Linked DNA regions of Homo sapiens: region 1 is linked to region 2. The links are chromatin loops, found by intact Hi-C in ENCODE. Cell type or tissue: heart left ventricle. All regions are shown on one strand. Each heading gives the region's core, and the rest is flanking DNA. Links, peaks and the distances in the headings are about the cores only.

The links. A loop is a pair of places that touch in the nucleus more often than their neighbours do. Peaks named below come from ENCODE experiments on the same cell type or tissue, not always from the same donor. Only the 100,000 strongest peaks of a DNase experiment are listed, where the experiment ranks them.
Region 1: it touches region 2 in a loop (4-fold over the local background); 5 of 110 quality-filtered maps call a loop at or near these places.

Annotation. Positions count from the first base shown.
Region 1 is chr3:120,465,001-120,481,363 of GRCh38, reverse strand. No RefSeq gene overlaps it. Among named protein-coding and RNA genes, the nearest start is that of FSTL1, 22 kb to the right of the region's middle. RefSeq lists an enhancer at 10,635-11,556. In heart left ventricle, for the core only: no CTCF peak of the experiment used is centred there; no DNase peak of the experiment used is centred there; H3K27ac peaks cover 896 bases.
Region 2 is chr3:120,543,533-120,559,895 of GRCh38, reverse strand. No RefSeq gene overlaps it. Among named protein-coding and RNA genes, the nearest start is that of NDUFB4, 45 kb to the left of the region's middle. In heart left ventricle, for the core only: no CTCF peak of the experiment used is centred there; no DNase peak of the experiment used is centred there; H3K27ac peaks cover 2,949 bases.

The sequences.
Region 1 (16,363 bases), core at 7,058-11,057, 80 kb after region 2:
TAGGCAAGGCTTCTACTTGACAGCTGCCTGTTTTCCAGAAAGGGAGTGTGGTTGGTTTCTGCTCTCCCCACTCACTTCCTCCTTCACTTGTTAGCTGAAGTTTGACTTCTCTCAGGGACAGAAAGGGGCAGGCTGGAGGGACAAGAGGTATAGGTCAAAGGACAGTACTTGCTGGCTAGTGGCTGAGAGCTCTCTGGGTCAAGCAGAAAGTCGAACGTGGCTACCTGCCTGGGCACTTTCATGGAGATTTCCATCATTCCATGGTGCAGGGTACCTAATGATGTCTAGTTCAAGTGGTCATTGATAACTTCTTTGAAAGCCTCTAAAAAACAGCATTCCCCTCTGGCTTCTTCTTGCTAGAAGAAAGCAAGAATTCCTCCAGGTCACTCAATTAGGACGGCAGGTCAAGACTAACACAGTAACTTCTACATTTTCTTGGGTGGGAGTCAGGAGCCATTGTCCTATATCCCCTAAGTGCAGAGAGCACCTTCCATAGCTCTCCTTGTAGTTCCAAGGAAGCTTCTTGCACTAGGTTTCTTTTTTTGTTTGTTTGTTTTTATTATTGCACTACGTTTAAGGAGAAGGCAGTACCCCCTCTCTTGGGTCTCTAGCATAGCACCAGGTCCCTCCTAAAAGGTCTTCCACAAATCCTCCTCTCTCTTCACATTCTGACTTATTTTAAATATCTTTGATTGAGCTAAGATATCCAAAAATCGTAGAACAAGCTCTGCACAAATTCCTTCGTAAATTCACATGTGAGGAGCCTGTCTCACATGAACTTTGGTAATATACCTACTTTATTGAAGCCTCAGTCAAAAATGTGGTTGGAAACCTCATTCTAACATCCTGCTATATTTATTTGTTTGATTACCTTCTATTTTTAAAAAGTGGACCAGGCATGGTGGTTCATGCCTGTAATCCCAGCAATTTGGGAAGCTAAGGCAGGTGGATCATTTGAGGTCGGGAGTTTGAGACCAGCCTGGCCAACATGGTGAAACCCTGTCTCTCCTAAAAATACAAAAGTAGCTGGGTGTGGTGGCATACACTCCAGCCTGGGTGACAGAGTGAGACCCCATCTCAAAAGAAAAAAAAAATAATATCTTTTTTCCATTTATGATAGAGAACTTATTTTTTAAATTAATATACTTGATTATATAGTGAATCAATTTAAAGAATAAATATTAAATAATGAAATACAGGAGATACATATATAGGACTGAAAACATAGAGATGGTAGGCTGGGTGCGGTGGCTCACGCCTGTAATCCCAGCACTTTGGGAAGCTGAGGCGGGCGGATCATGAGGTCAGGAGATGGAGACCATCCTGGCTAATATGGTGAAACCCTATCTCTACTAAAAATACAAAAACAAAATTAGCCAGGTGTGGTGGCTGGCGCCTGTAGTCCCAGCTACTCAGGAGGCTGAGGCAGGAGAATGGCATGAACCCGGGAGCTTGCAGTGAGCCGAGATCATGCCGCTGCACTCCAGCCTGGGCGACAGAGCGAGACTCTGTCTCAGAAAAAAAAAAGAAAAGAAAATGTAGAGATTGTATATAAGTCATAGTCATAGTCATCATATATTATAAATCAAAGGTATTTTATAAAGATTAATTTAGTGCCAGGCACAGTGGCTCATGCCTGTAATTCCCAGCACTTTGGGAGGCCAAGGCAGGCAGATCACGAGGTCAGGAGTTCAAGACCAGCCTGGCCAACATGGTGAAACCTTGTCTCTACTAAAAATACAAAAATTAGCTGGACGTGGTGATGGTGGCGCGCGTCTGTAACCCCAGCTACTTGGGAGGCTGGAGCAGGAGAATTGCTTGAGCCCGGGAGGCCCCCCAAGGAGCTTGCAGTGAGCCGAGATCGTGTCATTGCACTCCAGCCTGGGCAGCAAGAGCAAGACTCACTCAGTCTCAAAAAAAAAAAAAAGAAAAAAAAAAAGAAAAAAAGATTAATTTAATAGAAGCAAGAAGAATATGTTGAAAGGAGGAGCAACTTTTTAAGTTGCTTTTTAAGTTTTAAGTTACCATTTTATGTTAACTTTTTATGTTAACATAACTTATGTTAACAGACCGTTTTATGTTAACTAGTTTAAGTTACCGTTTTATGAGTCCTGAAGACACACACAAATACAAGATTATGAAGAAGATTTAGTAGAGGTATGAGTGACACTTGGAAGTCGAATGCTTTCTGAAAGTTCAATTATAACACAGACTGCAGATTTGCTTGCCATATTCTCCAACTTATAAGGAAACTGGCCCATCCCTCCCAAATAAATCTTAAATAAAAGCAGTACATTCAAAGGGGCCTCATTCCCTATCATTCCCTAGCCACAGTTGATTGTTCCAGGATGGGAAATTGGTTTGAGTTTGGCCCATTAGACATCTTCATTAGGAATTTGGAATCATGACCAAGAGAATAAAACTCAGTTTGATTTCCCCCTTCAACAGTGAATGGATTCACTATTAGCGTGCCAGAAAATTATATTTCTGAACTTGTAGGATGGACAGTCCTCATCTCAGATCCTAATATGTGTCACTCAAACTTGTAGAAATGAATGAACAGAAAACCAGAATTCTGATTTCTAAATTTGTAATAATAAAATGATTTAATAAACTAGATACTTTGATGTACAGATCAGCATATTCTGTCACTGTAAGTGAATCTATATAAGCAGCCAAATCATCAGAAATTTTCATGAAATCAGAACAAGAGATGCTAGCTGAGTGATCGTGGCTGGTGGACCATGATAACCTGATGAACCCACCTCTTCCAAGCGGATCTACTAACCTTGAGAGCCAAATCCTTGTGTTCTTTAGTTCCGACTGCCTTTTATTTGACCCACTTACTGGTTCTAACTTTTTATTCTTCCACTAACAGCTAACCCACTTTTTAATTGAAACTTTGCTTTTTAAATATCTCAATAGCGGTAGCCTGAATAATGGCCCCCCAAAATATGTCTACATTCTTATCCTAGAACCTGTGAATGTTACCTTGTTGGACGAAAAAAAGGTCTTTGCAGGTGTGATTACATCAAAGACCTTGAGATGAATGGGAAGATTATCCTGGATTATCCATATGGTCCTAAATGCAACACAAGTGTCCCTCTAAGAGAGAAGGGGAGGCAATTTTAAAAAGTGGTGGTATATACCAGATGGTAGAAATCAGCTTTCTCACATTCTAGGGTGATTGGTAATGGCTTGGAGGAGAGATGTCCAGCAGGGACCTTTTGAAGGACGACCATCTGTACCTTTGTAATAAGGGAGATGCCTGGAAGGCAGCAGGAGCTTCTCAGGACTGCTTTGCTTTTTGTTGTTGCCAGTGTTGCCTAGGAAAGTTCTTCACCTTGTTGATAAAAACTGGTTCTGGTTTCCATCTTTTCCATACTTGTGAGCCGACCTCATAGTGTTCCCTTGGAGACACCAGCACTAGCCAGCTGTCCCCCCTCCTCAGAGATCTGAGTTTCAGCTACGTGGGTCCCTCCTCTGAGTTCAGAGGCACCAGCAGTGACAAAGAGCCCCCAGCCTGGCTTCAGCTCAGCAGGGCCTCTCTTCTAAGCTTCTAGATCCAGATCACGCTGCCTCTTCCCTTATTTCCCCTAGCCCTAGGAATGGTGGCTGCTTCTTGCAATTACGTTTTCACACTTTACCTGGACAGTCTTCCAATACCTGTTTAACCACTTTCTTAAGTTATTTCTGAAAAAATAACTAGTGTGGCTTTTGTTTTGTTTTATTTTGTTTTGAGACAGGGTCTTTCTCTTGTTGCCAAGGTTGGAGTGAATTGGCGTGATCTCGGCTCTCTGCAATCTTTGCCTTCTGGACTCAAGCAATCCTCCCACTTCTGCCTCCCGTGTAGCTGGGACTACAGTTTGCACCACCATGCACGGGTTTTGCCACGTTGCCCAGGCTGATCTTGAATTCCTGGGCTCAAGCAATCCTCCTGTCTCAGCCTCCCAAAGTGCTAGGATTACAAGTGTAAGCCACTGTGCCTGGCATGTTTTCTTGATTAAACCCTTTTTATTAGAGCCACAGACAGAAGATGAGAAGGCAGCATGAACACAGAGGCAGAGATTAGAGTGATACAGTCACAAGCAAAGGGATGGCAGCAGCCACCAGAGGCTGGAAGGGGCAAGGAACAAATTGCCCCCTCGAGTTTCTTCTTCTTTTTTTTTTTTTTGGAGACAGAGTTTCTCTCTTGTTGCCCAGGCTGGAGTGCAATGGCACGATCTCGGCTCACCACAACTTCTGCCTCCCAGGTTCAGGCAATTCTCCTGCCTCAGCCTCCTGAGTAGCTGGGATTACAGGCATGCACCACCATGCCCAGCTAATTTTGTATTTTTAGTAGACACGAGGTTTCTCCATGTTGGTCAGGCTGGTCCCCCTCCAGCTTCTGAAAGGAGAATGACCTGAAGGGAGCACAGCCCTGCTGACATCCTGATTCAGGCCTGGTGATACGGATTGCAGACTTCTGGCCTCCAGAACTGTGAAAGAGTAAACTTCCATTTTTTAACCACCCCATTTGTGGTCATTTTTTACAGCAGCCAACGGAAACTAATACACCAATGCTCACAATTTCAGCTTGAGAGCCACCCTTTCTCTTACAGGTGTCTTTACATGCCTGAATTCTAATTCATTGTATCTGTTAAGTAACTGGTATACAAGTAACAGCAACTGACTTTAGCTACCTCCTAAGCAAAAAAGGGAATTTGTAAATAGTGTACAGGGGAGTCTGATAGAGCCTGAGGTCAAGGATGCAGCTGGACCTCAAAAAAAAATGGATCCCTTGTAATCCCAGCACTTTGGGAGGCTGAGGTGGGAGGATGACTTGAACCCAGGAGTTTGAGATGAGCCTGGGCAACATAGTGAGACCCTGTCTCTACAAAAAATAAACAAAATTAGCTGGGTGTAATGGCATGCACATGTAGCCCCAGCTACTCAGAAGGCTGAGGCAGGAGATGGCTTAAACCTGGGAGGTCAAATCTGCATTGAGCTATAATTACACCACTGCACTCCAGCCTGGGTGACAGAGTGAGACCCTGTATCAAAAAACAAAAGCAAAAACGAAAACAAAAGCAAATGGATCCAGGCAACCTGGGGATCGTCTTTCACAATTGCTCTTCTCTGCTCCTTTCTGAGCATCTCTCTGCTTCATGGCCTCTCTTGCTGCTGCCTGGCTTCCTCTGTGACTCAGCCCGCATAGCAGATAATGGCTTCTACCAATGCTTTCAGCTGTAAATTGTGTTTCCTCAGCTGTTAAATGAAGAACTTGAATAATACACTCCGCAAGCTCCATCTGGCTCTGAAATTTGATGGAATTCTATTAGGAGTCCTGTGCAGTGGATGACAGGTGGGATCCTGAGGAATGGAGAGCAGGCCTGTGTGAGACCCAGCTGTGCAGGAGCAGGCGCACCTCAGGAAGGTGGCCCAGTCTGACCTTAGAGTGCCGAGTGGGGATCTCTTCAGGGGCCTAGTGAGATCATGGGCTCAGCCACACTGGAGAAGAGCTGGTGACACCTGGCATCAAGGTGGGGCATCCTGAGTCTGCACCTTTAGGCTGGCACTATCCACTTATATGCTGATGATTGGCAGAAACTCCAGGTTTGTCATTGCCTATCTCTAATTAGCATCAATAATTTATTCATTCCTTCCCCTGTTTTGATAGGAAGAAGCCCCACCCCCCGGCCTTTTTTTTTTGTTTAATAAAATGAGTTATCCTGCCAACCCCCACCTAACTATTCCCACAGAGCACCTGCTTGAGGTAGGTTCAAATCAGCCCTCAAGCCACAGTGTGACTAAACACATCTATGCCCACACAGAGAGTTCAGGAAATTCAACTCCACCACCTGCCAAGACACAAAACCTCACTGTAGGCCTCTTAGCTTCTTACTGATCCTGATTTGCATCTTCTTTCTGATCCCGGGATTTGGAGCCAGCAGAAAGCCCAGGGGATTTCTTGCAGAGGCTAAGGTGGGCTTCAATGGTGGGGATATCTGTGTTCCCGGACCTGGCCTCAAGCTGGCTCCTGGTCTTCATGAAACGAAACAGCCACCTTCCTTACATGGATTCCGCCATGCACATCCCACTTGACCTTGTCTACTCCAGCCAGACTAAATTGCTTCCTGTTCATGGCTTCTCTCTTCCCTCTGGGCTTCTAAATTGCCCTTAGCCAGAAATTCCCATTCCCACCCATCCCATCATCCAGGTCCTTCACCTGGATAGCTTTCATCTGCTTATAAGATACTTCCTTTGGGACATGCTCCCTGACCCCATCTCACTGAGGTTACCCCTATGTGTTCCCACAGCACCCCTTACTTGTCATTAAGCTTCTCACTCTGGCTGGCAGTCAGCTATTTACTTTTTTGCCTCCTTCCACCAACTGGTAATTCCAAACTTTATCTTTTTTACCTACATCTCCTGTACTTAGCACAGAGTCTGGAACATGGTGGAAGCCCCATAAATGTTCAGTGATGACAGGATCAAGTGCACATTTACTCACTTTCATCACCTTCCTAGGGACCACCAGCCCCTTCCATGTTTCCTACTTTCAAACTGTGGCCCCTTTCATATTATAATGAGTATTTCATCATGAGGCATAGTGAAAAATGAGATGCTGAGTACCCTAAACACAGAAGAGGCAATGTTTTCTTAGATGAGCTGCCTTTCTTGTTCACAATGAACTAAAGAAGGTTTTTCTAGGCATGGCAGATATTCTGGGAGATTCAGGAAGGGATATAGGGAGAGAAACCAGCCTTTCCTGCATCCCAACTTGAACCCTGAAGGGAGGATTTCCAAACATTCTCCCAGCATTGTTATGGGATGACATACATTCACCCGCTCTGAGTTCCTCTCATGGCTTTATTTATCATGCTCCCATAGACTGGAAAGCAGAAGGAATTCATTTTAAGACTTCAAATTATGTGCAGCATTTGATTAAATCTATCTTGAGAAACATCACTCATTGGCCTGTCTGGAGCTATTGTTGTGTGGTTAGCTCAGCACATATTTTCCAAGCACAAAATAAAAGGGTTAATGTGTGGAGATTCAGAAGAAGTCTCTTATTTGGCACTTGTACCAGCTATGAGATGGTTCCTCAGAACCATCCCACCACTAAGCAAACCAACCCTCTCTGAAGGGTCCAAGCTACTCCCCACATCCTCAAGATTTTACAGGAGCTGTGGTGCACCTCAGGGAGGGGCTCCCACTCAGGAAGGAGGCATTTTTCCCTGCATGGAATAAGCCATGGAAAGAGTCCCAGTTCTACAGGACTGAGAATATGACTTTAAAAAAAAAAAAGCAGCATAGACATAATCACTGCTTCTGTAGAAGCCACATCATTAACTTCCAACCCCCAAGTGAGTGTCTGAGTTGGAGAAAGAGAATGAAAGAAAAATAAGGTCCTGAGGCAACAAGAAGGAACCCTTACTTGACTCTACAGAACTGACCGTGTCTGATGTGCACACGTTATATTACTCTAGACCAGTGGTTCTCAACCGGTAGTGATCTTGTCCCCAGGAAACACCTGACAAAGTCTGGAGACATCTTTGGTTGTCACAAATTGGGGAGTGCTACTGGCATCTAGTGAATAGAGTTCAGGCTATTTGAAAAGGCTTCAAAAGGGAGGATCTAACTCAGGCTTGCGGGTTAGAAAAGGCTTCCTGAAAGAGGCATATCTAAGATACACCCTGAACTACCAGTGAAAGTTAATCAGCTAAAGGATATGGTGGTTCATGGCTTTCTGGAGACTTTCCCCCTTCTTCCTTGATGTTGACCTCAGTCCAGCACATGTATGAATTCCTCACATTTTTCTGGGTGACAAGATTTAGATAAGTAGCCTCATTCTCAGCCCTGGCCTCCAATATTCCCAGCTTCTCTTCCCCATTCCCCTGCCCTACTGCTGAGGGGCCCCCTGCCTTGTCGTTGGACACCACTACATACAACCTGGGGCTCATCCTCACTCCAACACCTGCAGCTACATCAGGTGGTACCAGGTTTCCCACCTTCATCACTCCCTGCAAGAAAGTAGCCACCTCAAAAGTGCCAAAGAACCGTTATTCTAGAAACAAGTTAATTTGAGTTCATGCATTTATTGGTCTGTCCCTCACTGTTTACCTTCTTAAGCACTGGTTCTCAAATGTGGCTTCACATTAGAATCACACAAAGTTTTAAAAATGACTATGTCCCCAGAGATTCTGACTTTGTTGGTACGGGTGCAGCCTGAGCTGCAGGAGTTTTACACTCCTCTCAGATTATTCTAAGAGGCAGCAAACACCAAGGACCACAAAGCCCTGTCCAAGCATGTTGGGCCGCAACATGGAAGCAGTACACTGATGCTCTCTGGCCCCACACATGCAGCCAATGCTCTCCCACATAATCTTCCCACCTTGCCCATCTGCTCCGACTAGTCCTGCCTTGGTCCCCATGGAATTTTCCATTCATTACTCTTAATTTTGAACAGCATTATCAGTTCTCCCTTTCAACTCAGGGTCTGTTCAGTTGCCTTAATCACCTTCCCATTCCCTATATTCTATTCTACCCAAGTACAACCTTACTTCTGCTTCCCCACAACATAAGATCGTTTATCTTCTTATCACATTCCCCTATGTGTAAATTTATTGCTGCAGTGGCAATTTACCACATACTTATTGACTTAACACATAAATTTATTCTCTTACAGAAATGGGTTTCACTGGGCTATAACCAATGTGTCATCAGGGCTGTATTTCTTCTGGAGGCTCTACGGGAGGATCCATTCCCTGACCTTTTCAGCTCCTAGAAGCTGCCTGCATTCTTCGGCTTGTGGCCCCTCCCACCATCTTCAAAACTAACAGCATAGCATCTTCTAATCACTAGTTCTCTGACCTCTGCTTTGTCACTTCTCTTCCTCTTATTCAGACACCCTGTCTCCCTCTTATGAGGACCCTTGGGCCAATCTGGATAATCCAGAATAATTTTCCCATCTCAAGATCCTTTACTTAGTCATATCTGCAAAGCATCTTTTGCCATGTAAAGTAACACATTCACAGGTTTGGGAAATTAGAACATGGATATAGATATCTCTCTGGGGGTGGGGGGTGCATTCTTCTATCTACCACACCCTGTTAAGGCAGCTGTCAGCTTTGTAATCTGTCAGCTTTCAAATACCTAGAGGTTCTGAGATCTTTAAAGATGGAGACATTGTAACACTGGACTTTTTGGACCTATTTCCAGTAAAATGAGAAGGATGAATCAAGCCAGCACAGCAGGTGACGTTGGTGGTGATAGTAGTGATTTTGCACCCCTCACCCTGGGGATATCTGACAATGTCTGGAGACATATTTGGTTATCTCATGTGGTGGTGGTAGTAGGAGGTTACTACTGGCATCTAGGTGGGTTGAGGCCAGCGCATGCACAGAACAGCCCCTCTACAACAAAGAATTATCTGGCCCCAAATGTCAATAGTGTCAAGGTTGAGAAATGCCGAATTAGACCATTCCTACTCAAAAATGTGGTCCGTTAACCAGCAGCCTGAGTATGACCTAAAAGCATTTTAAAAATGCAGAATCTTGGGCTCTGGCCCAGAGCTATTGAATCAGGGTATGCATTTTAACAAGATCCTCAGGCTATTCTATACATATTAAAGTTAAAGAGCAATGGACTAGAGCAATGATTCTCCACCTGGGCTGCATATTAGAATCACTTTAAAAAAAGACAGTAACCTGAGTGTAAGACTCAGATCACAGATTAATTAAATCAGAACCTCTGGATGTTGGAAACCAGGCATTGATATTTGTTAAAAGAACTCCCGATGATTCTAATGTGTAGTCAGGATTGAGAAGCTCTGTCCTATGATCTCTGAAGCTCTGCTATTCAAAGTGTTGTTGGTGGGCAGATATAGCAACATCACCTGGGAAAATTTTAGATGCACAGACCAATCTTTTGCTCTACCCCAGAACTTTTGAATCAGAAGCTGCATTTAACAAGATGCCCAGGTAATTCCTATTCACATTAAAATTTGAGAAAAAATCCTATTTCTTTTCAAAATATAAAATACAGATTTTGCTGAGGCCATTTACCATATTCCTAAGGAGGGAACTATTCAAAATCTTGTTTAAACAATGCTCTTCTGTTTCCAAATACTGTATATTGCATGACTATATTTAGTTTTGTTATTCACAGGTAAATTACTACATTTTAAGCAACTCACAGCTTGTCAGCTTCCAGGAACAAGGCTTTCTAAACAACGTGGTGTGTGGAAAAGCACTCTCCATGGAGAGGCAGGAGTGCAGTTAGCAATGAGAAACTTGGCCAGGATTTGCTTGGCAAAGAGGTGTTTCTAATAGAGCCCACGCCTGGGTTGTGCCAAAGGGAAGAGAGAAATGAGTTACAGAGCAAAGGCAGGCAGGGAGGAAGCCCTGATGATAGCACTTAAATTAGAATGAGAGGTTGCAGAGCTGGGAGTGGAGGTATGGATTTCCAGAGATCAGTACAGCCCTTGTCAGTCAAGGCTCAAAGTAAATTATGAGCAAACAAACTTTATTTTCTTTTTAATCTAAATAGAGTAAGAATAAGAGAGTGAGCAGGGCAAGAGGAGGAGCAACGTGTTCTACCTTCTCCTGGAAAATAAAAAAGGAGAAAGAGAAGAATTTGGAATTAAAAAAAAGTACTATCTAATCTTTGAAATAAGAATTACCATATCCATTTTATAAAGGATTAAAATGGAGGCTTTGAGAGATTAAGCTACTTGCCCAAGTACACCAACCTAGAAGTGGTTAATTTAAGCACAGTTTTCTCTAATTTCTGTTCATTACGGGCTGAAGGTGGATGTTACGGATTGAATTATGCCCATTCACTCCCCAATATTTATATGTTAAAGTCCTAAACCCCAGTACCTCAAACTGTAATCTTATTTAGACATAGGGTCTTTCCAGAGGTGATCTAGTTGAAGTGAGGTTTTTTGGGTGAGCACTAATCTAATATGACTGGTGTCCTTATGAAAAGGGGAAATTTGGAGACAGGTAGAAATGGAACATGGAGACACAGGAAGAAGATTGCCATTTATAAGCCAAGGATGGAGGCCTGAAACAGATTCCTCCCTCACAGCCCTCAGAAGGAACCAACCCTGCTTATACTGTGATTTTTGTCACAGGGTGGACCTCACAATTGGAGTTCGGCCTGGGAGCCACATGGGTTCTTGGCTTTGTGCAGGAAGGAATTCAAGTGTGAGCCAACAGAGTAAAGTGAAAGCAAGATTATTCAAAGTAAAGGAATAAAAGGATGGGCACTCCATAGGCAAAGCAGTGGCATGGGCTGTTTGACTGAGTACACTTATGGTTATCTCTTGATTATATGCTAAACGAGGGATGGATTATTCATGAGTTTTCCAGGAAAGGGGTGGGGAGTTCCTGGAGCTGAGGGTTCCTTCCCTTTTTAGGCCATATAAGGTAATTTCCAGACATTACCATGGCGTTTGTAAACTGTCATGGCGCTGGTGAGTGTCTTTTAGCATGATAATGCATTATAATTATAATATAATGAGCAGTGAGGACAACCAGAAGTCATTTTTGTCACCATCTTGGTTTTGGTGGGCTTTGGCTGGCTTCTTTACCACATTCTGTTTTATTAGCGGTGTCTTTGTGACTTATCTTGTGAAACCAGTTCTACTGACCTTCTATCTCATCCTGTAAGAATGTGTAACATCTTGGGAATGCAGCCCAGCAGGTCTCACCCTCTTTTCACTCAACCCTTATTCAAGATGGAATCACCCTGGTTCCAATGTCTCTTGATAATTTCAAGCTTCTAGCTGCTACACAATAAATTTCTACTGTTTAAGTAACCCAGTACTTGGTCCGGCAGCCCTAGAAAACTAAGTGACGCTAATAATAAGGGTTTAATCAAGAAAACAGGCCAGGCACAGTGGCTCATGCTTCTAATCCCAGCACTTTGGGAGGCTGAGACGGGGGGATTGCTTGAGCCCAGGAGTTCAGGACCAGCCTGGGCAACATGGCAAAACCCTGTTTCTACAAAACATACAAAGATTAATTGGGCATGATGGTGCAACCTGTAGTCCCAGCTACATGGGAGGCAGAAGTGAAAGGACTGCTTGAGTCCAGAAGGCAGAGGTTGCAGAGAGCCGAGATCATGCCACTTCACTCCAACCTGGGCAACAAGAGCAAGACCCTGTCTCAAAACAAAAGCCAAACCAGTTAATTTTTTTTCAGAAAGAATTTAACTTAAGAAACTGGTTAAACAGGTATTGGAAGACTATCCAGGTAAAGTGTGAATACATGTAATTGCAAGAAGCAGCCACCATTCCCAGGGCTAGGGGAACTAAGGGAAGAGGCAGCATGATCTGGATCTAGAAGCTTAGAAGGGAGGCCCTGCTGAGCTGAAGCCAGGCTGGGGGCTCTTTGTCACTGCTGGTGCCTCTGAACTCAGAGGAGGGACCCACGTAGCTGAAACTCAGATCTCTGAGGAGGGGGGACAGCTGGCTCGTGCTGGTGTCTCCAAAGTAACACTATGAGGTCGGCTCACAAGTATGGGAAAAATGGAAACCAGAACCAGTTTTTATCACCAAGGTGCAGAACTTTCCTAGGCAACACCGGCAACAACAAAATGCAAAGGAGTCCCAAGAAGCTCCTGCTGCCTTCCAGGCATCTTCCTTATTATAAAGGTGCAGATGGTCTTCCTTCAAAAGGTCCCTGCTGGACATCTCTCCTCCATGCCATTACCAATCACCCTAGAATGTGAGAAAGCTAATTTCTACCATCTGGTATACCACCACTTTTTAAAATTTCCTAAAATCCCTTTGTCATGACACTGCTCCCCACTTCAAAAACCTTTATTAACTCACGGCTCTCTCTCTATCCCCATTTTCTCTCCACCTTGACCGTCATCCCTAACTGGCAATGATTTCACTGATCCCCATTTAATACTCTTTTTTATTCTTCATGTTGACAGCTCCACACTCTCTCCATAAGCCCTTTCTTCAGTTGTCTGCCTCAATCTCAGCAGTTGAGATCATTTTTCCCAAAGAAAATATGCTGTCAGACAGCAACTCCTTAACTTCTCTCCCCTCTTCCTCTAAACTTAACTATCATGGCCCTAACTTCCCTCCTTCTTGCCTGTCCCAGAGGCAGAGCTTTCAGCCCTCCTGTACCGGGGTAACCTTCCCCTACGTGGGCCTCAAACCTGATCCCTCATACCTCTTCCCAGGCCTTGCTCTCTTGTCTTTATTTTGAATCTCACCCTTCCAAGAGCTACTTCCTCCCCACCTATAAATACACCCACATCTTCTCCTACCCTAAAAAAGGCTTCAAAAGACCCAGCTCCCTTTTCAAATTCTCATCCACACATAGCTTTGCTCCCCCACTTTCCAGTCACTCCTCCACTCATGCAGTCTGCCATCTATCACTGTCACTCAAACACCTTCCATCAAGATCAGCAATGATCGAATAGCCAATTTCACCGACCTCTTAGTAGATTCTAGGATGACTTTTCTTGGTGTAAGAGTAATACGCATTCATTATTAATCATGAACATTTTGGAAAATACAGAAAAAAAAATAGTAAAAAAGAAAGTCATTGAGAGGAGCTCCACTCCCATGGGGCATCTATGAGAGAACTGGAGTTCTTGGAATGAAAAACTAAAAAAGGAGAATAGAAATTGAAAACAGTTCAGAGGACACAAAATGTTGACACTGTAATCTCAACTATTGATAATCTTTGAGGAATAGTTCCGGATAATCAAGCATTCTGAATACCTAATACTCATCCCTGTAACCACCAAGATATTTGCCTCTTATCATATAAAGCTAAAAATCTATTTAAAAGATAACATACTCTCCTGTCTTCTGTGACAGAGGATACCAATCACAATTTAACCTTTTATTGATGGCTTAAGGTTATGACACAGTGTAGCAGAAACAATAATAGAACTGTATTTGTTACCTCTCCAGTATGGGCCAGGCCTGAGCTAGGTATTTTACATAGGTAACCTGAATATCATCACATGTCATTTCTGTAGCTCATCTGCATTTTGTAAATGAACAAACTGAGGCTCACAGAAGTTAAGTTATTTACAGACTGCAGCCCATCTTCTGCGCAGCAAGGCTTAGATTTGAAGCTAAAACGTTATGTTCTTTCTGCTGCACCAAGCTGCCTGCCCAGGGTGAGGAGCACTGGGTTCAATTCTGTGTCTTCCTGGAGACCTTGGAAAAGCTACACATCTGCCCTGGTACTAAATTACAAAGCCTCAAGTAGGTTTCTACTGCAGAATGCACATACCAAAGAAGCCGTTTCTTATCATTTGGGCTTCAGTGTAGTCTTTGTATTTGCGTGCTAGGACACCTTAACAAAGTATCACAGACTGTGTGGCTTAAACAACAGAAATTTACTTTCTTAGAGCTCTGGAGGCTGGAAGTCCCAAGACCAAGGTGTTGGCATATTTGGTTTCTTCTGAGGCCTCTGTCCTCGGCTTGCATGCGGCCGCCTTCTCACTGTGTCCTCACATAGCCTGTTCTCTATGGACACACATTCCTGGTGTCTTTCTATGTGTCCAAATTTCTTCTTACAAATAGGACACAAGTTAAATTGGATTAGGGCACTCTAATGGCCTTGTTTTAACTTAATCATCTCTTTAAAGGGCCAATCTCCAAATACAGTCATACTCTGAGGTACTGTGTGGGGTGAGGAAAGTATGATGTGGGATGTACACAAATCAGGCCATTACAGTCTATGCAAAAAAAATGGAAGAGTTGAGATCCAAAGTGTGGCTTTTAGTTATCAAAAGCTAATGTCCCAAAAGACTCAGGACATAAAATCATGTCATACTATTATTCTTATGTCATATTGTTAAATTATGAATCCCATATTTTATAATTGGGTTAGATTTCTTTAAATTCCCACTGAGACTTAAAACACTATGATTGATTATAGTACTAGGTACAAGAACAAATGAGAAATTTAAATCATTATATTTACACTAATGTCCTTTGACAGCATTAATTTTTAAAATGTTTTTACTTGATTTTTGTTGTACTTCTGACTCCCTCACTGCTATCATGCTATCAGGAGCTTTTCTTACTCTTTGCAATATACAACCAGATCCTTCTGTCATTTTCCAACCCCATCGTAGCCCAGAAACTTGATAACCGAGGTGCCCACATATGTAAATCAATAGGCTTTGTTTGAAGGTTTAAGGGGCTTATCCATGAGTCAACTCTGTTGCACAGCTTCCATGAAACCTCTTTTAGTGACTTGGAGACTTTGCTTGCCACCTTCTACCCCCAGCTGCATTTGAATTGTTTAGGGTGACCCAGCTGACTCAAGTTTCAGGTACACAAGATGTCATCTTGTAGAACTTTGGCAAGGGAAAATCTGTTACCTCTCCATAGAGGAAAACTTTGACATTGGCAAGCAAAACTCTAGGACATATTTAAATCCCCAGATTCATGAGCACCACATTGTTATACAGAGTGGGATAATATAACCCAACATGTTCTCCCCCTGAACACTACTGTCTCCTACAATTCATTGTATCCCTTGACCAGTCTCCATTTGACCTAGACCTAAGTCATCATTACCTCAGAATAGGTTTGTTGCAACAAAATATGGGTATCAAAGAAGTCAGCCCTTTGATTTTGGGTTCTAAAATAGACTTTGCAAGAGAAAAGCATTTTGAAATCCCAAAACTTGACTTTTAGATATCAAAAGCTAATTCCCCAAAAGACTCATGGCATAAAGTTATACCATACATCAGTAAATTATGAATCCCATGTTTCTAAAGGGGCAATATAGAAAGTCTCTCTGGTTAGTTATAGTCATTAATATTTTGAAAGTAAACAATAAAATATGCTATTTCTGTGCAGATATTCTAATAAACATAAAAAACTAAGTTTTGGCCAGGTGCAATGGCTCACACCTGTAATCTCAGCACTTTGGGAGGCCAAGGGAAGCTGATCACTTGAGGCCAGGAGTTGGAGACCAGCCTGGCCAACATGGCAAAACCACGTCTCTGCTAAAAATACAAGCATTAGCCCCGTGTGGTGGCACAGCCTATAGTCTCAGCTACTCAGGAGGCTGAGGAGAAGAGTCGCTTGAACCTGGGAGGTGAAGATGCAGTGAGCCGAGATCTCGCCACTGTACTCCAGAAAGGGCAACAGAGCGAGGCTGTCAAAAAACAAACAAACAAACAAGTTTTAAATGAAACTATACCAGAAACAATAACTGAGAAGAATCTCCAGGGGGTCTACAATCCAGTCCCCCCTTCTGGGGCTGCATGAGAAGGGAGAGAAAGTCACATTGATGACTTGCAGAAGGCCCTGTAACTTTCCCCCCATAAACTCAGGCCTGGGAAGAAGGTGGACAGAAGAACTCTCAGAATCATGTTT
Region 2 (16,363 bases), core at 5,342-9,341:
CTCTCCTCCCACATCCCCTCTCTAGCCTTTGTGACTCAAGTCTCAGTCACTTTAGGAAAGACAGGCTCACTGCCCTCTTTATAATCAACCTTCATCTGGTGTGAGGGGGAGGGAGAAGAGAGGGAGAAAGGAGGGAGGGAGAGGGAGAGAGAAACAGGAACCAGGTCTCCTGCGCTTCCTCCCAGAGATAAAGGCTATTCTTAGCAGTAACATAGGCTTGGCATTTGGGGAGACTTGTATTTCTCTCCCTCTCGCCCCAGGGGCTTTGCACATTGCAATTTCTCCTCTCCAAGCAGAGAAGAAAGAGAAGATGAATAGGGAGAGAGATAACGAAAGGAAAGAGGGAGGCGCGCCAGCTGGTGCCCTGAGAGGCTCTTCTGGGGATTTATTTTGGAAGGCTGCTCCGAAGGTCAGAACTGGGCGGGGAAGGGCTCTCACCCCGGCCCCAGAAGGGCAGTTTAATTCTAGCCTCCCTTTTGAGGCAAGAAGACGAAAAGCCAAATGAAATCCCTTTGGGCCTTTCCGCAGCACTTTGTATGTGGCACGTGTTTCATAAATGTTCAGCCAAGCCCCTGCGTGCACTCTCATTAGGCTGGGTCTCTCAGGACTGCCCTCACTGGGCCTTAGGACCTTGGCAGTCAGAGCATTCAAGCGCTGGCATTAGACAGTAGGCTTCAGTGAAGCCAGGAGCTTGGGAAAATACAAAAATAAATAAAAAATAAATAAAAATGTAAAAATGGGGTGTGCAAAGCTCGAGAAATTACGTAATTCGATTTCACCTTGGGCCCAGACGGTGAAGTTCTGCACAGTGGCCAGCAGGGGGCGCTCAGGCAGTGTGTCAGAACCCCAGCGCGCTGGTTGCCCGGAGCCCAACCAAGGGACAAACAAAACAATGCAGCTTTGCGGTTTCTGTTCGGTTTTCAGTTCGGGGAGGCTTAATCCAGGACCGCCTGATCTCTAACCTGGGGTAGCAACTAGCGTCTCGCAGGACACCGTCTTAATAGGCTTTCCTGAATCTCTTGACTAAATTGCTTCCTAGAACTCTGTGTTCCTCCGCACCTAGAAAACGGCTTTTCTCAGCATCTCCCTGTATCTTTCCCTATGTATCTTTTTGTCAGCCTGGTTTTTTTTCGTTATCTGTGTTTCTGGCGTGGTTCTTTCTTTTCTCTCTGTACTATCCTAGGCCTACTAGTAGATGTTAATGAAAAATATATGGAGCTGAACCCACCCACAGGCTGAGCTCTGAAATATTTCAAGATCTGGCAGAATATAACACTTTGAATAAAATTTAAAACATACTGCAAAAGTGGCTAACTCTGCCACATTTGGCTGTGCAGTCATGTCTTTCCTTTTCCCCGTCTCTGTTCTCGGAGTGGGCTGCCGTGCCACCCTACAGCTGCCTCTTCCCCTTGGCTGCCGCCGCTCTTGCCCACCTCCCCCAAACCCCTGACCTCCAATGGTCAGCTCCTCCCTGGCCAGCAGGACGGGTCTTCCAGGTCTTTTAGAGAAGATACCAACTCCAGAATGACCGTACCTCTGTTTACATGTTTTTGTTTCGTTTTGATTTTTGTTTTCTAATTGAGACCACCCCCCTCGTTTCCAGAACATACTGGAACTCTTAGGATTTGGGGTTGAGGGACTTCAGGTGAGAACTACAGAGACAGCCTCACGCTCTGCCTGGAACCTCTTGTCCTCCAAGATTCAGGTGCTCTGGTTGAGTCTGGTCCACTCTGCCACAGTATCTTTACTCACAGTGATTTTCTCTTGGGGACTTCATCACTGTCTTCCTCTCAAACTGACTTTTGCTTATAACACAGTTGGAAGAGAGAGTGAGAGAGACTGTGTGTGTGTGTGTGTGTGTGTGTGTGTGTGTGTACCCTTGGAAAATAGAGTTTAAATTTTATTTCTGGGGAATTGGGAATGTCACCAATCGTGGTGTTAAGGCACTAGAGCATGCCATGACAGTCAAAAGGCACCCCAGCAAATGATAGAAGGTGCTTCACCTGGAGCCCACAGAGGGCTCTGGGGCAGTGCTACTTATCAAGAGCCTATCTCAGTTCCAGCCCTAAATATTGCTACTATGGTGGTGGTGATGTACCCCCCTAATTTCTGCATTTCATGGTCCCTGTCTCCAAATCTATCTGGCTCTATTGGTTCAGATTCCTATCCCAATTCCTATTATGTTTCAGCTCCTAGTCCTGTGTGTCCCTGAGAGGAAGAGACTGATATCAGATCTGGTAGGACATGATACTCTTCAATCTTGTCACCATAACTTTCTCCTGGAGCCATGGAATGTAGCAGTGGTATGATCCGATCCCGCCTGTCCCTGTCCTGCCCAATACTTGATAGCTGTTCTTTCCTAGTTCCAGAACCTGATTGGACCAAGTTTAAGACCAAGGTAGGGAGTGGGAGGCAGATAGGCAATGCAATGCTATTCAACATTTAAGAATACTTCCCACTTACTTGTCCTTGTCAGGCCCTGGCCATACAGACAGGCTGTACAAGACATAGGCCCTGACCTCAGGGAGTAAATGTTTTTATTGAACTGACCCACTGTGTCTCTGAATGAGAACAAAAATGAAACTGCTGCAGAAAAACCCAGTGCTACAAAGTGCTAGCATCATCAGGAGGCAGGCTGCCTCTGCAGTGCAATCCATAATCTCTGTGACTTCCAGAACCAAAAAAAAAAAAAAAAAAAAAGTTAAATTACTTTCTAAAATTAAGCTTTGCATTACTTTGGAAACTAACAAAGCATTCCTTCCCACAGACACTGTTCCCAAATTAAGTATTTTGTGCTTATACAGCTGCTCAAATGTTGGTGCATTGAAGATGGAAAAATTTCTTAGGTAGGGAAGAGATGGGGTGCCTAGAAAGGAGAGGGGAGCTCTGTCGGGGGGAGAGCAGCTGTGGTCACTAGCAGAGATTATAGAATAGTTGGAAAAGATTATCAAGTAAATAAGTGTATAAAATGTTTCTAAAGTTATTAGGTCTAAATAAGTGTAGGTTAAGGGGGCCTGTTATGGTCAAGTATTTAAAAGCATCCTTTCAAGTGAAAACCTTGGTCAGTGGCTATTCCCCACCTGTAATCAATAGGAAATGGAATAAAAGTAAACTACCGAGGGGGCATCTTAAGGTCAATGTGAGGCCTATTGTTCAAGATTTCACAGCGATTAAACCCTAGAATGGGTCACAGAGAATAGGTGGGCACTTTCCTCTAGAGGCATTTATTGAAAGAACAGAACTGTCTTGTTATCACATGCTGCAGGTAACATCCAGTGTAGAGACAGAGGCATGACTTGGATGAGCTAACTTCCCAGGTTCTCTTCTATTAAATAGATTGGAAAGTCAAAGAACTCATACAGCATTAGAGGCCCCCCATAGCAGCTAGAGAGAAATGGACAGGTGAAAGGCCCATGGTCCTCACTTGTCCGCCTCCCACCGACAACATGCCAGGGCCTGCCATTGAGCTGCCTGTTTCATTTTGTAAGCTTGTGCCTAGATGTTTGCCTTGCAAACATGTGAGCTGTCTTGGCAAACGGTTTTGTAGAAAGCCCTCACTCACAAGAATTCCATCTGCAATATTTGGACTGGCTTCTAGGACTCCCTTTTCCGCACAAGCTGTTCCCTCCTTATCTCTGGGTCTCTTCCAGAAGGTCATCAATGTTCTGCTGTACAAGGGTCATCTGCTTGCCACACTATTCCCCAGCTCCTGGAACACAGCACTGTTTTCCATGGTGGCAGCAGCAGGAATATCTTCCTCCTCAGCATGATTTTCCAGGCCCAAGATAAGCTCACAAGCACCAAAAGACACAAGGCCATGGCCTCATGGACCTCACACCCAGTAGCCTGATCTGAGTTTAAAAAGGCAGACCTGCTGTCTTAGCTGGGGGAGTAGAGGAGAGTTAGTGGGAGGGGCTACTATGGGTTTAAGTTGACAGAGAGAGGTGGTGCAGGAGCAGAGAGCAGCCAGGAGCACCTGAGGAAGGCTGCGAAGGTCATCTGGGTGGGGGCGGGTTCCAGGGGAGGAGCACTTTCTGGCAGGGTGAGGTGGGGGCGGTCCTGGAGAATGTACCCATAAGGCCAAGTCCAAGGCCTGGGTGGGGTCTCTGACACTTGTAGACACTTGGCACCAAGCCTCAGTGTAATCTTGCTTCATCTCCCTGGATTTCTACCATCATTAATGACTGTGACTTCAGTCAGGGACTACAGAAAGGGAACACTCAGTGATAATCTAGAGGCAAGGACAATTGACCAAATAATCAGATATGGCTCCAGTTTAAGTCCTTTGCCCCATTATTACCCTGCCCTCTCTTCATTATCCTATATCCCAAGTCCTTACTTTCCCAGATGTGGTGGAGAAGGTAAAGAATTCCAAGTTGTTGTAAGCAGGGTCACTCCCCATAAAATGAGATCATCTCACACCCTAGGGACTGACTCAATTGAGCTCCACTGGCCAGAGTTCTGATTGCATCTCCCCAACCGAAAGAATATTAATTCCAGGCAAAGGAGGTCTCTGTCTCCTGCATAGTAGATACTAATGACTCCACTATGAGAAAAATCCTAGAGTGATAGAGTATGAGAGTCAGCAGGGACTGTAGAGATTACATATTGATCCAACACATTCATGATAGATGAGGGAACTGAAGATTAGGGAGATGACATAAGGTCCAAGGCCACCCAGGAAGTTGTTGAAAAAATCTGGACTAGAACCCAGAAGTCTTTGGCCCAGTAACACACTAGCTCTTCCTCCTATCTTACCTGGCCCTGGCCCTCTCGGATGCCAAAGGTTTCCACCCAGGGGAAAATTAAGCAGCAAGGAAGGAAGGTCTGAATTTGCAAAACTTCTTTGTGGAAGCAACTGCGCTTCAGGAGATCCCTTTGTATCATAGCCAGCCCTGGGGACTCTGTCTCTGCCATTCTGCATCTGGTTAAATTGCTCTTCTAAGAGCCCATCTGGCTGCCAAATCTCTCCCTCTGGCCAGAAACAGCACCTGATCTCATCCTGGTGGATTTCCACTAGTCAGACAGTTCTAGTGCTTCCAAGATGGAAATGGAACATCTTACATAGAAACATAAATATTTTACAAGCAAATAACAATGTTTCTAACTCCTCTAGTCTCCCTTTAGCTAACCACTTCCAAAGGCATCTGGCAATCTTGCATTCAACCTGTGAATCAAATAAGTCAAATAAACAGATATTTATTGAGCCACTATTGGAAAGGCAATATACCAGGTATACAAAGACAGGCCTGAGTCCTTGCTTCCAATAATTCACAGGCCAGTTGGTAGGGGACAAGGCAAAATTACATTCCCAGTTAACATACAAGGTGGCAATACAAAAAGTTCCATGATGCAACAAATGATTATTTGCAAAATTTGTGGAATAGATCATAAGAACAATAAACAGAAAAGAACACTGTAAATTGAACAGTTCAGGGAAGTTTGTGCAAGAAAAATTCGATCAGGACTTTAAAGGATGGAAAGTATTTAGAGGAGTGGAGAGAAGGGAAGAGCATTTCAAAAATTGGTAACTGTGAAAAAATGTTCAAAGATAGAAAAGTGCAAGTGGGTTGAGAGTAGTACATTGATACATTATGATCAGGCCCTGCTCTCAGCCCACAAACATTTATCAGTTCTCTTGGTTTGCACACAACTCAAATTACTACTATTATTATTCCATCTTTACAGTTGAGGAAACTGAGGCATAGACAGGTTTAAGCAACTCACCTGAGGACACAGCTCACAAGTGGCTGTGCTGGGATTGGACTGCAGAGGCTACACGTTCAGCACTGAATTATACAGACTCTCACTCTGGCTAGAGGAGTTGATTTGTTGGAAATGCATGTGAGGGGGCAAATCACAGAGGATCTTGAATGCTATGCTGACAAACTTGGACTTGATTTTTTTAGGCAATAGGTAACCATTAAGGGTTTCTGGGCAGGGAAGTATATCTTGATTAAAATGAGATACACACAGGAAGAAAATCCAAAGGACACAGAAGAAAAGCAGAGATAAATATATTAGCATATATGTAGATCCCCTTCCTTTTCATAGAATGCTTTGTTCAGAGGAACTTCTAGTGGTGTCTCAGATCTTAAACTACCAGGGGATCAAATCGTTGCTCTGTGGTACTGAGGGAAAAACCCAAAAGATAAGTAGCCTTCAAATCTACTCAGGCATGTGCTCAAGAGGTAGGGGCAGAGCCAGGTTTGGAGAAAGCTGTCCATAGGGAGATAGGAGACCCCAGGAGAGAATGGGAAAGAGTAGAGGGACAGAAGATGTCAGAGAGACCAGCACAATGACTTGGGACTTCAGGAGTATAATTCTGCAATATCTTAAGCATGATTGAATCAAAGCTTATGGGAATGGGAGGGAAGACAAGTCAGCTATCTCCTTGATTGTTCTGTAATTGCAGATAATTTCTTCTTTAGTTCCTTCCCTCTTTTCATATGCTAAAATGGAAAATCTTTCTTAATGTACAGAATGCTTCTCTCTTTTTTTTAAACTCAATTTTGCTAATAGATTTCATTAAGGACTATAAAGCTGAACTTGTTCTTCTCATGACCATCTACTATAGTGAATGTGGGACAGATGAAGTAATAGGACCTCATAATTGAGATAAGAGCTTTTTTTATTATTGTTTTGCAGGATCTGTATCCACAAAGGAGCCTGCTCAATGGAATAAAAACATTAAGTAGTTTGAATCCTGAGCAGAGATTAGACGGTTGTCTTGGATATGCTTTGGGATCAGAAGCACAGGAGATGAGGCATCATCCTGTTCAGATGGTCTTCAGGGAATATCAGGTTTATGGAAGTGCTTTTTGGCTTCTGAGTTACAAAGCATGGATCGTGGTGCCTGGACTCAGCCTGGGCTCTCAGCATAATTATCTACTTACCCTTGTAAATTGTGGTATTCAGTATAAGCATTGCCTCAATTGATGGCCACACCTTCATGACCCTACTTGTGGAAATGAACTCCAAATCTGAGTTCCAAGCAGCTGTTTTGTGTCCATCCAGAGGAAACCAACAGAGTTGGACAGGGGTGGAGTGAGGCATGGTTGCTAACACCATTCAACCCTTGTTCTTTTGAGCACATGTTTTTGTTTGAATAATGAGTTGATTCGTTTCTGTTAAAATGAGGACAAAGAATACTCTGATGTAAGAAAATCAGATGGTGTGGTATAGGCATCCCCTTTTCAGTCACATGCTTGGTACTGATAAATGGAGGCTGTTGTCTCTCTGGCCTCTGCTTTCTTCTCTGCTGCTACTACTTGAGAAGACTTAAGTTCATACAAGACATCGGGGCATTTCTGAGTGGGGCTGTGCATAAGGAATCTGGAAATAAGTCATATCCCTAGACTCAAATTTTAGGAAGAAAGCCAATGCTTCCAGGCTCCTGCACTGACCCCTAATCCTTCCTTTTCAGCCAGATCTGGGATCTCAGGCACCGAGGACAAACCTGGGTATCCATGTGGCCCAGAGCCACAGTTCTTTCTATGTTGGCCCCACTCATACGCTGGCCAAAGTCCCAGAGGTGAAGTGTTATCCTGGTTTCCCCTCCTAAGTTCTGACATATTGTCATGCCTGGAATGTTGCTTCCCCCTCTAGACCTAACACTTGGCCCCATTCTCATGCAGCCTTTGCCTTCTTTCTGCTACCCAGGGTTTTCCATCATGCCAGGCCATGGAATGATTGTGCTGTGGGAAATAGCATATTTGCATTATTGGACCCTCATTTTGATTCCTGTTCACTTAATTCAGTGTCTCTCAACAGCAGTGGTACCACCACCTAGGGGATGTATCAGACACTTGAACGGACATTTTTGGCTGTCAGAATTATTGGAATAGTACTGGTGGCATTTGCTGAGAGGGAACCAAGGATGCTAGCTATCCAGTCATGTGCAGCACAGGTACAACAACCAAGAAATATTCTTGTGCCCTATAAAACCTTCAGAAGTCACACTGAACATTTGTGTGAAAAACCTGTTTATAATTATCTGGGTATGAAATGGAATTCCATTTTACTTAGAAACACAGATTACCTTTGCAAAGTTTTAATGTACACTGAATTTTCCATACATGCTCTCTCTGCATTTTTTTTTTTTTTTTTTTTTTGAGACTGTCTTGCTCTGTTACCCAGGCTGGAGTGCAATGGTGCGATGTTGGCTTACTGCAACCTCCGCCTCCCGGGTTCAAGCAATTCTCATGCCTCAACCTCCAGAGTAGCTGAGACTACAGGCGCACACCATCATGCCCGGCTAACTTTTGTATTTTTAGTAGAGACGGGGTTTCACCATGTTGCCCAGGCTGGTCTCGAACTCCTGACCTCAAGTGATCCACCCGCCTCGGCCTCCCAAAGTGCTGGGATTACAGACATGAGCCACCGCGCCCAGCTAATTTTTGTATTTTTCATAGAGATGGGGTTTCACCATGTTGCCCAGGCTGGTCTTGAACTCCTGACCTCAAGTGATCCACTTGCCTCAGCCTCCCAAAGTGTTGGGATTACAGGCATGAGCCACCGTGATTGGCCCTCTCTGCATTTTTAAAGCAAGTAAGACTGTACTTTGGTTTGGAACTCTACCAACAGTAGTCACAATTTCAGAAACACACTTCACTGACAGCAACATTACTCTTGGTATTTGAGTTGCCAGCACACCTGTCTCTATCTACACTTGCCTCCGCCACCTTCACTCTGATCTCAAAGCAACTACTTCGTTAGGTCTTCCAATGAGTCATCCCCAACATTAGAATTTGCTAATACATACAATTTTATTACAAAGTATTTCTCTTTACCAGTTTTTTAATAATGACTTTTTTAAAAAAATATATGAGTAGGAGGTTGTATTACTGTGAATTTCTTTTTTTTAAAGATAGAGTCTCACTCTGTCACCCAGGCTGGATCTTGCAGTGGCAAGATCATAGCTTACTGCAGCCTCAAACTCTTGGACTCAAGTGATTCTCCTGCCTTGGCCTACTTGTGAATTTCTTTTCAGAATAGTAAAGAGAACATAATAAAACATTCATTTAAAAATAGGCTTTTGAGTCTGATAGGGTTGACAGTCATTGACCTAAGTAGATAGTGTCTGTTGAAGGCAGAAAGAGACTGATGATGAGATCAGCATGTTCTGAGAGAAGGCTATGCTGCCAACCACAAGGTCTCATGGGAACTGACCACTTTCCAAATTCCACAATTTACCCTCGTCAAGATCTCAGAAGTTTTCAGAATCTGAGGTCACTCAAGTTAATCAAATCCATGAGTCTAACCTCATGACCAACTGATAAACTCACAGTGGGGGACATTTCTTCCCAGGGACTGAAAAGCTTATGTCCACCATCCAGGGCAGCCTGTCCTAGGATCAGAATGCCTGGAAAACCAGCGACAGGTGAACAAGGCACTTGTACTCATTATGTTCATTGCAGCATTATTCATAATAACAAAGACCAGGAATCAACCTAGGTGCTGTACAAAGGGCACCCAGAGTGCTGAGGAGAGAAGAGGCACTACTGTCCCCAAGTAGAGCAACTTCTCCAGCAACCATAAGGGCACAGAGGACAGGGTCTCTCCTCTACAACATGCTTGATTGGACACTGCCTAGTTATGATTCCTTGGGATTTCCATAGCCGAAGCTGACCAATTCCCTTTCTGTCCAACCTTCCCCCACACCAACACCTTACAACACAATTAATTAAATGCCTTCTATTAAATGAAGTTCATATTCTGGACCTGCCTTCCTCTGATTACACCCAAATCATTTGCCTTGATTGCAGTCTTCTGAGGTCCAACCATTTCAGATATTCTCTAGCTTTACTCCAAAAGGTGACTAATCACATCCATTGCATGTGAGTTTTACTAGTTCAACTCAGAAGATGACCTTTTCTTTTTCTTAGCTCCAAATTAATGGAGAGGGAGGCTTTCCACTGTTGCTTCCATGTCCTGCCAAAATTAATGTTAGAAATGAGGGCTGAGACAGTGTTAGACTCCTTTCTTGCTCTGCACCAGCATCGACAGCTGGGATAGTTTTCCTGATTCTTATCTCAGTTTGGTAAAGCAGGTTTCTGCCTCACTCCATCTCCCCACTAACCCCCACCCACCCACCCTGGGAGGCAATGTACCAGTATAGATCAAGTTGGAGACCATGCAAATTTTGACAGTACCTCATATGGTTTGGAGGAGATAATGCAGGCTTCAGGGTATTTGTGTTGTTGTTTATTTTTCCTCCAGGCTGTAATGCAGTGGCACCATCACAGCTCACTGCAGCTTCCACCTCCCGGGCTCCAGTGATGCTCCCACCTCAGCTTCCTGAGCATCTGAGACCACAGGTGCATGCCACCATACCTGGAAAATTTTCTTTTTAAATTTTTTGTAGAAACAGGGGTCTCTCTATGTTGCCCAGGTTAGTCTCAAACTCCTGTGCTCAAGCGATCCTCCCACCTCGGCTTCCCAAAATGCTAGGATTACAGGTGTGAGCCACTGCACCTGGCCTGGGTTTTTTGTTTGTTTTTCAATGTACAGTGACTTCCACTTTTATAGACTGGTTAGAGATGGAGTGATAAGCTGGTTAATTGAATACGTTTATTAAGAATTATCTTCAGGCCGGGCATGGTGGCTCACGCCTTTAATCCCAGCACTTTGGGACACCGAGGCAGGTGGATCACCTGAGGTGAGGAGTTCGAGACCAGCCTGACCAACATGGTGACATTCAGTTTCTACTAAAAATACAAAAACTAGCTGGGAGTGGTGGCAGGCACTGTAATCCCAGCTATTCAGGAGGCTGAGGCATGAGAATTGCTTGAACCAGGGAGGCAGAAGTTGCAGTGAGCCAAGATCGCGCCATTGCACTCCAGCCTGGGTGACAGAGCAAGACTCCATCTCAAAAAAACAAACAAACAAAAAAAGAATTATCTTCAAACTATACTAGAAGGCTGCAGTAACCAAAGCAGCATAGTACTTGTACAAAAACAGACACAGACCAATGGAACAGAAGAGAGAACCCAGAAATAAAGCTGCACAACTACAACCATCTGACCTTTGACAAAGTCAACAAAAACAATGGGGAAAGGATACCCTTGTTCAATAAATGGTGCTAGGATAACTGGCTAGGTGTATGCCGAAGAATAAAACTGGAGCCCTACCTTTAACTCGGTACAATAATTAACTCAAGATGGACTAAAGATTTGAATGTAAGACCTCAAACTATAAAACTCCTAGAAGAAAACCTAGGAAAGTCTTTTTGACATCAGCTTTGGCAAAAAAAATTATAGCTAAGTTCCCAAAAGCAACTGCAATCATAACAACAATTGACAATTGGAATAGAATTAAACTAAAGAGCTTCTGCACAGCAAAATAAATTAAAAGAGTAAACAGACAATCTACAGAATGGGAGAAAATATTTACAAATTATGCACCTGACAAAGGTCTAATATCCAAAATCTACAAGGCACTTACACAAATCAACAAACAAAAACCAAATAATCCAATTTAAAATGGGCAAATGAATGAACAGCCACGTCTCAAAAGAAGACATACATGCTGCCAACAAATACCAAAAAATGCTCATCATCACTAATCATCAGAGAAATGCAAATTAAAACCACAATGAGACACCATATCACACAATTCAGAATGCCTATTATTAAAAAGTCAAAAAATAACAGATGCTAATGAAACTGTGGAGAAAAGGAAACACTTATATACATTGTTGGTGGGAATGAAACTTAGTTCAGCTGCTGTGGAAAGCAGTTTGGAGATTTCTCAAACAATTTGGAACTACCATTTGACCCAGTAGTCCCATTACTTGGTATATACTCAAAGGAAAATAAATCATTCTACCAAAAAGACACCTGAATTCATATGTTCATTGCAGCACTATTCACAATAGCAAAGGCAAGGAATCAGCCTAGATGCCCATCAACAGTGGATTGGATAAGTAAAATCTGGTACATATAGACTATGGAATACTGCACAGCCATAAAAAAGAACTAACTTATATCCTTTGCAGAAACATGGATGCAGCTGGAGGCCATTATCCTCCAGCTGCATCCATGGCAGCTATGCGGTGTTTGGTTTTTTGTTCTTGCGATAGTTTACTGATGCATATCTGATTGCTTCCTCTGCCCTGTTGTTTATGTGAAAATGCAGATTCACTGAGCCAGAGTAAGTTGTGTATTCAGTAGAAGGCTGAAAAGAATTCAACCTTTTTCTCTTTTCTACTTCTGACCTGGAAGCCCGAGCTGTCCCACCTTAGCAGACAGAAACAATGTATATTTTACACATATTGATTGATGTCTCATGGCTCCCTGAAATGTATAAAAGCAAGCTGTACCCTGACCACCTTGGGCACATGTCCTCAGGACCTCCTGAGGCTGTGTCGCAGGTGTGTCATTAACCCGGGAGTCATGATAAAGATAGACAGATGATAGATAGGTAGATAGATAGATAGATAGATAGATAGATAGATAGATAGATAGATAAGATGCAATTTATTGGGATAATTGGCTCACATGATTATGGAGGTGAGAAGTTCCGTAATTTGCAGTCTGCAAGCTGGAGACCCTGGGATGCTGGTAGCATGGCTCAGTCCAAGTCCAAAAGCCTCAGAACCAGGGAAGCCAATGATGTAACTCTCAATTTGAGGCTGAAGGCCTGAGAACCCAGGGAGCCACTCGTGCAAGTCTCAGAGTCCAAAGGCCAGAAAACCTGGAGGTCTGATATCTGGTAGCAAAAGAAGAGTGTCCCAGCTCTGAGAGAGAAAGTGAATTTGCCTTTTCCTCTACCTTTTTTTCTATCTGGGACCCCAGCTGATTGGATGGTGCCTGTTCACATTGAGAGCAGATCTGCTCCACTCAGTCCACCAACTCCACCAATTTCCTCTGGAAACACCCTCACCAACACACCCAGAAATAATGCTTTACCAGCACCTAGGTATCCTTTAGTACAGTCGACACCTAAAATTAATCGTAACAGATGATTTTTAAGATGGTGTCTCACTAGGTGGCCCAGGCTGGTTTTGAACTCCTGGGCTCAAGGAATCCTCCCACCTCAGCCCTCCAAGTAACTGTGACTACAGGCATGTGCCAAGACAGCTGGAAACAATATCTCTTTGACAGGAGGAGAGAAAGGATGTCTGTTTATTTAAAACAAGAGGGAAGACACATGAATAGACACATCTACAGGTGAGCAGTAAGAAGCTGCTTAGTAGCTACATTTTCTCTGAGAAGCAGGCAGTAAAGACATTTTCTGAAAGAGTGAGAGGATGGTAGTAAGGGTCTTGAGGAGCAATACAAACATTAACAGGCACTTCTGTGAAGAATGGGGGAGGAGCTATGTAGAGATATTTAACAAGTAAAAGACCACCAGCCCACACAGTTGGATGAATTTTTTCCAGTCCGGCACATCATCCTGAGTATAGCGGGCAGGAAGGCGGGTTCTAGGATTGATCCAGGGCTAAAAGAGTGCAGAGCAGATGCAGTGCAAGTGCTATGGTTTGATTGTTTGTCCTCTCCAAATCTCATGTTGAAACCTAATCTCTAATGTGGCAGTATTGAGAAGTAGAGCCTTTAAGAGGTAGCTGGATCATGAGGGTTCTGCCTTCATCAATGGATTAATCCACTCATGGATTAGTGAGTAAATAGATTGTCATGGGTGTGGCATTAGTGGCTTTATAAGCAACAGAAGAGAGACCTAACCTACCATGCTCAGCTCCCTCACCACGTGATGCCCTGCACCATCTTGGGGCTCTGCAGAGAATCTCCACTAGCAAGAATTTCCTCATCCTTTACCTTGGAATTCTCAGCCTCCATAACTGTAAGAAATACATTTCTTTCCTTTATAAATTACCCAGTTTCAGGTATTCTAAGCAACAAAAAATGGACTAAGACAGCAAGACCAAAGAGAAGGGGAATCAACTCAATAAGTTAGAATGAGCCTAGCTGGCATAACAACAACAACAAAAAACCAGCAATAATTCAGTAGTGAGCGATGGGGAAGATGGCAGATAGGAGACAGAGCTAACATGCAGCTTCCATTGGGATGTACAGAACAGCGTGTGGAGACTCACACCACAAGCTTTTGTTCTAAGAACCACCGCAGGACTATACCAGGAAAACTGAAAGAATTCACAGATTCTTTGAAATAAGTGACATGCCACTGCAAATTCCACGAGACAGGCAAAAAAACTGTGAGTTCCCAAACTGTTAGGGGGGAAAACTGCCTCTGAACACACATCCCCACTAGGGAATCTGAAAATACAGATCACAGGAGAAAGATTTAACCTTACCTAGAGCTGGAATGGATGTAGGGAGCTGTGCCAAATATAAAAGTAAAAGCAACAGCAGGAAGAGTCTTATAGGCACTGCCATTCTCCTGCTCAAGCCCAGGGACACCATCTCTGACTATATCTCACAGGAGCCCTCAGGGAAGGCAGCCAGTGGGATTAGGGAGAGGTCACAGGGTGTAAGAAGCTTCCGACTGGATTTTGGCATAATTTGGACTGGGAACTAACTTTTTTGAGCAGAATCCAGGGGGCAAATAGGAACTGCTGCAGATATGAGGGCAGGAGCTGCAGCTGACATTGTGGGTAGATGGGGAAGAGTGAGGCCTGAAAGCCAAGCTTGCTTGCTCAGTGGGGTAGCTTATGGCCTGGGGAAAGGTCTGAGTTCCACATGCACAGGCTGCCTGGATCTGAACTTGGCACTGTTAGTGGGGCACTGAGGCAGCAAAGCCGGCCTCACCAACTGCATGGGAGGTGGGTGAGGCCTTGCACTACCGGCTATCACCAACTTTCCTGGCAAGCAATACTGCTAAGCAGAGGCAGCCATTCTCCCCTCTGGAACATAACCCCATTGGCCTGAGAACCAACCCTTATCCCCCACAGTGGCCGCAGCAAGCCCTGCCCAAGGAGAGTCTGAGTCAAGACCCGCCTAATCCTGCCCCAACCTGATGGTTTTTCTCTACCTGCCCTGGTAGCTGAACACAAAAGACATAAACTCTTGGAGGCTTTATGGCCCCGCCCATTATGTGGGTAACCAGAATACCTCCCCTGGCCAACTTAGGGCAAGCTCAAATCCCACTAATACTGCAGCGGGTGCTCTCTTGAAAGTGCCACCTCCAGGCTAGAGGCCAACCAACTCAGGCCATTACAGCAACTCATAGCAGATCAACCCTGCTCCCAGGAAGGAGAAAATGACACTTAATACCACTGCCTGCATTTTCCTGGCTAACCAGAGGCCCTGAGTCTGTCCATGTGACAAATACATAACCAGCACGTCACAAAGCCAGCACACTAAGCATATCTACAACCAAGGATTCTCACAGAGTCTACTTCACTCCCCTGCCACCTCCACTAGAACAAGTGTTGGTATTCATGGCTCATCACAGGGCTCTGCAGACAATCCCAGGCACCAGCCCAGAGCCTGATGGCCCCACTGGGTGGCTAAAACCAAAAGAACAATAACAATCACTGCAGTCCAGTTCGCAGGAAGGCCCTTCCCTAGGGGAAAGGAGAAAGCACCACATCAAGGGGACTACCCCATGGGACAAAAGAATCAGCAGGCCTTGAGTTTTTGTTTTTTCCACTGGTGGATATTTCCTCACAGCAGAGACACAATTGCAGTGCTGGGTACAGTACCTATACCCCAAGTCTGAACCTATACCCCAACAGGCAGGTGGCCTCTGTGATCATGAAGGGCCTTGAGAAGAGGTCCTTGTTCCCCTCTGGCACTCCACTGCAGACACAGCTGAGGCTTCCCCAACAGGAATGCAACATGGAGGCACCTATAGACAGCATTTCTGGAACAATCCAGAGTGAGTGCAGCCCCACAGGAGGACCACACTCCAGATTCAGGCCTACATGAGTCACAATTCCTACCTACCTACAGATGAAAAGAGGTACCTGTCCAATCTGAATAGCTGAAACACCAAGACAGGAGTGAGGCTGTGAGGTGAACAGTTTTCTTGATGACCTGGCAAGGGAACTGAAGTAACTCCCACTCTTCATCTTGATAAAACCCCAGTACATCTAATTCAGAGCTCCCTCAGCCACCCTCATCAAGGCTGGGACCTTGGCCCTTCATTGGATATTACATCTACCTACCCACCTTAGTCATAACTGTTGCATAGCCAGGGTTACCTCCCTGATGGCCTTAAGCCTGAATCATCAATTCAGTAAATAAAACACCAGGAAAAAATTAAATAAATAAATAAATAAAGTGTACAACACAAGAGAACAAGATAAGTTTCAGGAGATCCCTCCCATTCCAACTCCATAGGAGACAGTGAACTTGCCCACACACCAAAAATATAATTACTACAACCAGCATTGGGGAAATTCAGCACACAAAAACTCTCTCTAACTAAGGATCTCATA